Regions from separate parts of the Homo sapiens genome. Here region 1 is linked to region 2. A link is an interaction called in ENCODE POLR2A ChIA-PET data of the cell type or tissue named here. Cell type or tissue: OCI-LY7. All regions are shown on one strand. Region 1 overlaps COG4 (component of oligomeric golgi complex 4). Region 2 overlaps ST3GAL2 (ST3 beta-galactoside alpha-2,3-sialyltransferase 2).

Evidence for each region. ChIA-PET counts read pairs that join two places held together with the same protein. Peaks named below come from ENCODE experiments on the same cell type or tissue, not always from the same donor. Only the 100,000 strongest peaks of a DNase experiment are listed, where the experiment ranks them.
Region 1: POLR2A ChIA-PET joins it to region 2 with 6 read pairs; 12 of 35 experiments call an interaction of 5 or more read pairs at or near these places.

The regions. Positions count from the first base shown.
Region 1 is chr16:70,492,754-70,496,753 of GRCh38, reverse strand. It overlaps COG4 (component of oligomeric golgi complex 4), which reads left to right. Exons shown (of 19, transcript NM_015386.3): 12 at 323-488. Among named protein-coding and RNA genes, the nearest start is that of COG4, 29 kb to the left of the region's middle. In OCI-LY7, no CTCF peak of the experiment used is centred here; a DNase peak (open chromatin) is centred at 2,133; H3K4me3 peaks cover 826 bases; H3K27ac peaks cover 1,237 bases.
Region 2 is chr16:70,386,927-70,390,926 of GRCh38, reverse strand. It overlaps ST3GAL2 (ST3 beta-galactoside alpha-2,3-sialyltransferase 2), which reads left to right. Exons shown (of 7, transcript NM_006927.4): 4 at 2,381-2,560. Among named protein-coding and RNA genes, the nearest start is that of DDX19A, 42 kb to the right of the region's middle. RefSeq lists an enhancer at 3,005-3,689. In OCI-LY7, no CTCF peak of the experiment used is centred here; no DNase peak of the experiment used is centred here.

The DNA of each region.
Region 1 (4,000 bases), 110 kb before region 2:
ACCTGTTCTCAACTCCTACATGGTACTGCGTTCACTAAGCCGCACAGCTTTGTTGGGAGTGCAGTGGTGATGGCTAAAAGCCTCATGAACAGTAGAGATTGGCCAGTCTCCCCTGTATGTTCTTGTCACATCAGTGTCCTTGACGGGGTGCTGGTTACTTTCATACCCTGGCTCCTCAGGTCTCCTACAGTGGTCTTAAGGACTGGTTATTCCCCCTAAAAGAGCACCTTGTGCTGCTGGGTCAGAGTGGTGAAGACTGGCCCTTCTGTCCTGGTGGCCAAGTTGAGCACTGTCAATTCCTCTATGCAATCCTGCCCCCCAGGGATGTTCTGTGTAATAAGCTGCGGATGGGCTTTCCTGCCACCACCTTCCAGGACATCCAGCGCGGGGTGACAAGTGCCGTGAACATCATGCACAGCAGCCTCCAGCAAGGCAAATTTGACACAAAAGGCATCGAGAGTACTGACGAGGCGAAGATGTCCTTCCTGGTAGGTACCCCACAGCTCACGAGCTGGGTTGGTTTATCTCGAGAGGTTACGCTATCACTGCTAAGCCACAGTATAATTGGCCTCTAGCTAGAGACTTTTCCTCCAGTGTCTATATAGAAGGAAAATTCCTCCTTTAAGGGAATTTCCTCCCAGAAGGTTCTGAAACTATTTCTTACTCAGGGACATATTCTGAGTCACCTGAGCCACGATAGAGGCTGGGCTGTCCAGCTGTCACCTAGAATTCATTCCCCAGAGCACTGGCCAGCTGCTCAGGAGCCCACTGAGTGCCAAGCTTGGCTTGCATCTGCCACAGAACCAGCTCTACCATCTGTGCCAGACCACCAGACTGCTTCTCTGAGGAGAGGCCCGCAGCATGGGCAGGCGCCAGTCCTTCGGGCCTGCCATCACTGCTCTGCTAGTACATGTCTTAGGCTTTCAACTTCCTCTGGAAAGGAGGCTTTATTAAAGCCCTTTGCTACCCAGAATGACAGATGTGATAAAGCAGCAAGCCTTCCATTGTGTGACAGCTTGGAAAGGAGGAGCACAGAAGGATGAAAGGATTTGTACAAAGCAACAACCAGTTTGTGATGAGCCAGAAAGACCACAGATGAATCCTAAGCTCAAGATCAGGCCTCTCTGGCACACGCTGTCTTAGCACGCATGGGAGTAGCACAGTCCGAGGTCCATTCTGCTCCATCCCCCACATTGGCCGCACCCTGAGTCTTGACTCCTGAGGCTCAGAGCCTGAAAGAAACATCTAGTAGCATCTGTAGCCCACAAGTGGGGTTGGACGCAAAAATGTTCACATGCATTTTTGGGTCACAGGGTCCTTCCTTAGCTTTTATCAGATTCTTTTTTTTTTTTTTTTGAGATGGAGTCTTGCTCTTGTTCCCCAGGCTGGAGTGCAATGGCATGACCTTGGCTCACTGCAACCTCCGCCTCACAGGTTCAAGCGATTCTCCTGCTTTAGCCTCCCGAGTAGCTGGGATTACAGGCATGCGCCACCATACCTGGCTAATTTTTTTTTTTTTTTTTTTAGTAAAGACTGGGTTTTGCCATGTTGGCCAGGCTGGTCTCGAACTTCTGACCTCAAGTGATCCACCCGTCTTGGCCTCCCAAAGTGTTGGGATTACAGGCATGAGCTACCGTGCCTGGTTATCATATTCTTAAAAGGATCTGTGACCCCCAAAAGAGTTCAGAGCTGTTACTTGCAGAGAGAGAAGCCTAAACTTGCTAATATCTACCAAGCCCTGTGCAGAGGAACCCATAGTAACTAGTTATGAGACAGATCCAATGTGAAAGCTGTTTAGGCAGCCCCACTCTCTTCCTGTCATAGAAAATATTTGCCCTGTGTATGGTTTCTGTCAATCTAGGATATCATGGTTGCTGCCAAAAAAAGATCAGATCCAAAAAACTGTTGCCTGTGAAAGTTGTTACCTTTGGAGAACTTTGCCAAAATGCCCAGCAACCAGCATCACATCATGAACCAACTTAAATTTTTATTTTGTTTGTGATTTTTTTTACAGAACTTACTTTCATTTCTGTGCTCAGAAATAATCATTGGCTGCTTGCTGCCTACCACATCAAAGCTAGATGTCTTTGTTTAAGCCTCCTAACTCTAACCCATACCACCTTTCCAGTTCCGTTTTCCACCACTTGACTACATGTCTCCAAAACCGGCCAGTGCATATTCGCTCTGTGAGGACCTCCCATTAACACAGTTTCATTGTTTGAGGCCCCAGAAGATAAGACCAAAAAGAGAGGCGATGCTAAATGCTTGGTGACAGGTTTCTGGTTTTCCTGACACCAAGTATTTAAAATGTCATCACTCCCATTGCAGGGCCTATTTTTTATGTCACCTTGATTCATTTGGCTGTCTAGATGAATTCTCCAAATTTACTGACATCATGCACTGTGGGCAGGGAATAAACCCAGTGAATCCACGCTTACTAGGGCTGTCAGTACAGGGGAAACTTTGAAATCAATACCATTTGAACTCAAATCCAGAAGTCCTCATGACAGTTATTCTTGGTGCTCTTAAATGCCTTGGAAACACTTATGGCCTTCATCCTTCAGCTGTCAGGACAGGACAGTTATTTGGAAACTTGTGACATTAGAGGCCTCATGTTGTGGCATATTAAAGAAAGACCTTTAGGCTTATCTGTCCACAATCAGAGTGGCCTAAGCAGCACTGTCAGCATCATGACTTTCAGCACTGGCTGCAGGACACCGACAAGGGAAGCACTCTGGGCAAGATGAGAGGGACTTCCTAATCACAGCCCCTGGGGTTCTGAGATCCTCCTTTTACCCTGAAATCCTGAAGCTCCTGACTCATGTCTCGAAGACTGGCTCCTCCTTACCTCACCCCTGCCTTCCTCATCATGCCACCAGCAGACCAGTTTACAGGCAGTGGGATCCCCAGGCCCTCTATTTCCTCCCTCCCACGGCCTCTAGATGAGTATTCCTGAACCACAGCTGTGCTCATGTGGCATTCACCTGCTTTAAAAATCCTCAGTGCCAGCCCACTGTCCACAGGTCACAGGGCTAACTCTGCAGCAGAGCACCCAAGTCCCCGTCAGTCTCTGCCCCTCGCAGCTCTACCTCCTGCCACTTCCCTGCACGTGTCTGTGAACTGACTCTGCTATTTCTCAAATACCTTTTTGGGTTTTGTGCCATTCTGCACTTGCTTATATTATCCCCTTTCCAGAATATGTTCATTCACTCTCTTACTCATTGCACAAATATTTATTGAGAAACTTCTAAATATCAGGCACTGTTCTGGGTTCTAGAGCTACACTGCCCAACATGGTAGTCACCAGCCACAGGTGGCTATTGAAATTTACATTTAAATTAAAAATCCACTTCCTGAGTTGTACTAGCTATGCTTCAGGTGCTCAATAGCCACACATGGCTGAGGGCTACCATACCAGACAGTGCAGTTAGAATATTTCCATCAAGCAGAAAGGTAGACAGTGCTGTATAGAGACGCAGTGGTGAAGAAAACAGGCTAGATCCATGCAGACAAGAAATAGATAAACCAGAGAATGTCAGGAAATCCTAAGGACCATTAAGAAAATATCAAATAGGACAGTGAGCTGGAGAGAGGCTGCTGGGGGTGGAGAAATGTTCTCACCTTCATCTCCTGTCAGAATTATGTTCTACCCTTTTATGTTCAGCTCAGCTACCAACCCTGTCATGGAACCTTCCTTGAATGCCTTACACCGAAACAGTTTGTTCTTTCCTCTGAATGGCCAGAGCAATTAGTGCCTTAATAATTTTGCCCCATGCTACTTTTTTTTTTGGAGATGGAGTTTCGTTCTTGTTGCCCCAGCTGGGGTGCAATGGCGCGATCTTGGCTCACTGCAACCTCCGCCTCATAGGTTCAAGCGATTCTCCTGCCTCAGCCCCCCAAGTAGCTGGGATTACAGGCACCTGCCACCACACCCGACTAATTTTTGTATTTTTAGTAGAGACGGGGTTTTGCCATGTTGGCCAGGATGGTCTCGAACTCC
Region 2 (4,000 bases):
TTCCACAAGGTGTGGTCCACGTGAGACAGGAATGTGCTTGTAAACAGTCATAACAGAAAAAAAAAGACCAACAGGTTTGTGTTTAAACCTGGTTCACCTGTTACGTAAGATGCATACTAAAAAGGGGAGCTTTGGTTTTTACTTGTCTTGTATTTTGCACAAATTGAAAGGAAGTGGAAGCCTTCTTGGCTTATTATAGCCACAGAGAAGGTTTCCAGACAGGAGCTACAGCAATGTCCCCTCTGTCCAGACAGCAGCAGGAGAGAGGGGACATTGCACATCACCAGAAAGATAGCAAGGGCAGACCGTCAGAACTTGGGGCATTTCTCTTGGCCTTGGAGTGGAAGGGCAGACAGGGTCTTAAAGCGGCAGACAGGAATAGGGTGGTAGTGGGTGGCAGGACAGAGGCTTCCATCCGGCCCAGGGCCTGAGGGAAGGCTTGAACTTCCTATCTTACTTTCACCATCTTATAGGAAGGAGGGCAGAACAGCCAAGTGAAGTGGAAGCTGCGGAAGGCTGTTCTTTATAAGTTGTTTCTTTAAAAAATTATAAAAGGCCAGGCCTGGTGTCATCTGCCTGTAGTTATGGCTACTCAGGAGGCTGAGGCAGGAGGGTTGCTTGAGTTCAGGAGATTGAGACCAGCCTGGACAACGCAGTGAGACCCCTATCTCTACAAAACAGAAAACAAAACAGGCGTGGTGATGCAGACCTGTGGTCCCAGCTACTCGGGAGGCTGAAGCTGGAGGATTGATTGAACCCAGGAGGTCGAGGCTGCAGTGAGCCATGATGGTGCCACTGCACTCCAGCCTGGGTGACAGAGTGAGACTTAAAAGACAAACAGGGCCGAGCGTGGTGGCTCACGCCTGTAATCCCAGCACTTTGGGAGACTGAGGTGGGCGGATCACGAGGTCAGGAGATCCAGACTATCCTGGCTAACACGGTGAAACCCTGTCTCTACTAAAAATGCAAACAATTAGCCGGGCGTGATGGCGGGCGCCTGTAGTCCCAGCTACTTGGGAGGCTGAGGCAGGAGAATGGCGTGAACCCAGGAGGCGGAGCTTCCAGTGAGCCGAGATTGTGACACTGCACTCCAGCCTGGGCGACAGAGCAAGACTCCGTCTCAAAAAACAAACAAACAAACAAAAAACCCAAACAAACAAAATGGCTGGGCTCGGTGGCTCACGCCTGTAATCCCAGCACTTTGGGAGGCCGAGGCCGGCGCATCACGAGGTCAGTAGATGGAGACCATCCTGGCTATCAGGGTGAAACCCCGTCTCTACTGAAAATACAAAAAATTAGCTGGACGTAGCGGCTAACGCCTGTAATCCCAGCTACTTGGGAGGCTGAGGCAGGAGAATCCCTTGAACCCAGGAGGTGGAGGTTGCAGTGAGGTGAGATTGCACCACTGGACTCCAGCCTGGGCGACAGGGCGATCCGTCTCAACCAAAAACTTAGCTGGGAATGCTGGCACATGTTGTAGTCCCGTCTACTGAGGAAGCTGAGGCAGGAGAATCGCTTGAACCTGGGAGGCGGAGGCGGGGATTGCAGTGAGCCGAGATAGCACCACTGCACTCCAGCCTGGGTGACAGAGTGAGACCTTGTCTCAAAACTAATAATAATTAAAAGTAAATAAATAAAAATGTATACAGTAAAAATGAGTTAAGCCCCCAATGTTAGTAACCTTTTTTTTTTTTTTTTTTTTTTTTTTTTTTTTTTTTTTTTTTGTAGAGATGGGGTTTCACCGTGGTCTCGATCTCCTGACCTCGTGATCCGCCCACCTCGGCCTCCCAAAGTGCTGGGATTACAGGTGTGAGCCACCGCGCCCGGCCAACCTTTTTTTTTTTTTTTTTTGGAGACAAGAGTCTTGTTCTGTCACCCAGGCTGGAGTGCGGTGGTGCGATGTCGGCTCACTGCAATCTCTGCCTCCAGGTTCAAACACATCACCTGCCTCAGTCTCCCAGGTTGCTGGGATTACAGGTACATGCCACCACGCCCAGCTAATTTTATATTTGTTTTTTTTTTTTTAGTAAAGATGGGGTTTTGCCATGTTGGCTAAGGCTGGTCTCGAACTCCTGACCTCAAAGCAGTCCATCCACCTTGGCCTCCCAAAGTGCCTGGATTACATGTGTGAGCCACCACACCTGGCCTGTTTGATTGATTCTGGTGTTACTATTGTAAATAATTCTGCAGTGAATATCCTCATACACATCTTTGCACACCTTTGTAACCATTTTTATAGGGCAGATTTCTAGCAATGGAATTGCTAGGTTGGAGTATACACCCGTTTGCATTTTTGATGGATGGCTTCGAACTGTCCTCTAAGAATCTTGTATCAGTTTCCATGGCAGTTGATTCTCATGTCACCCTCTTGTCCCTGCAGGATGAATCAGGCGCCAACCGTGGGCTTTGAGCAGGATGTTGGCAGCCGAACCACCCACCATTTCATGTACCCTGAGAGTGCCAAGAACCTGCCCGCCAACGTCAGCTTCGTGCTGGTGCCCTTCAAGGTCCTGGACCTTCTGTGGATCGCCAGCGCCTTGTCCACGGGGCAGATCCGATTGTGAGCTTCTTGCTGGCCTGGGTAGAATATGGGTGACAGGACCATCTTGGGCAGAGTCTTCTAGGGGCCAGATTGTAGGATTCCTTTCATTGAACATTTTGGCCAAGAGGGGCTGGTGAGAAGGGAGGGCCTAAGTTGGTGGGTGAGCTGAAGGCACAGCTTGCTCTGTGTCACCTCCTGTGTGGTGACACAGCATATTGATGGTGGAAAGATGAGGAAGGATCTGTTTTTTTGTTTGTTTTTTTTTTTTTTTGGAGACAGAATTTCGCTCTTGTTGCCCAGGCCGGGGTGCAATGGCGCGATCTTGGCTCACTGCAACATCCGCCTCCCGGGTTCAAGCGATTCTCTTGCCTCAGCCTCCTGAGTAGCTGGGATTATAGGGATGCACCACCACGCCCGGCTAATTTTGTATTTTAGTAGAGACAGGTTTCTTCATGTTGGTCAGGCTGATCTGGAACTCCTGACCTCAGATGATCCAGCTACCTCGGGCTCCCAAAGTGCTGGGATTATAGGTGTGAGCCACCGCACCCGGCCAGACCATCTGGTTTTGGTCTCCTTTCTGGGTGATGGCTCCTGACTGAGGGAGCTCTGCCTTCTGAGGACTTTCTTTGGGGGTAGTTGTCCCATCATAGCCGGGAACCATGGGAAATCTAGTTCACCAAGTATATTTTTTAACAGCTTTATCAAGATATGATTCATATCCCATACATCTCACCTATTTAATGTGTATAATCCAGTAACTTCTTATATATTCAGAGTTGTATAACCATGACTACAATTAATTTTAATTTTTTTTAATTTTATTTTTTTTTGAGATGGAGTCTCACTCTCTTACCCAGGTTGGAGTGCAGTGGCGCAATCTTGGCTCACTGAAACCTCTACCTCCCGAGTTTAAGAGATTCTCGTGCCTCAGCCTCCCGAGTAGCTGGGATTACAGGCACATGTCACCATGCCTGGCTAATTTTTGTATTTTTAGTAGAGACGGTGTTTTGCCATGCTGGCCAGGCTGGTCTCAAACTCCTGACATCAAGTGATCCACCTGCCTCAGGCTCCCATCGTGTTGAGATTACAGGCATGAGCCACCACATCCGGCCCACAATTAATTTCTTTTGAAACGGAGTCTCATTCCGTTGCCCAGACTGGAGTGCAGTGGCAGAATCTCAGCTCACTGTAACCTCCGCCTCCCAGGTTCAAGTGATTATCCTGCCTCGGCCTTCTGAGTAGCTGGGATCACAGGCATGTGTCACCACAGACCTGGCTAATTTTTGTATTTTTAGTAGAGATGGGGTTTCGCTATGTTGGCCAGGCTGGTCTCAAACTTCTGAGCTCAGATGATCTGCTCACCTTGGCCTCCCGAAGTGCTGGGATTATACGGCATGAGCCACCACACCCGGCCCCACAATTAATTTTAAAACATTTTCATGGCCGGGCACTGCGGCT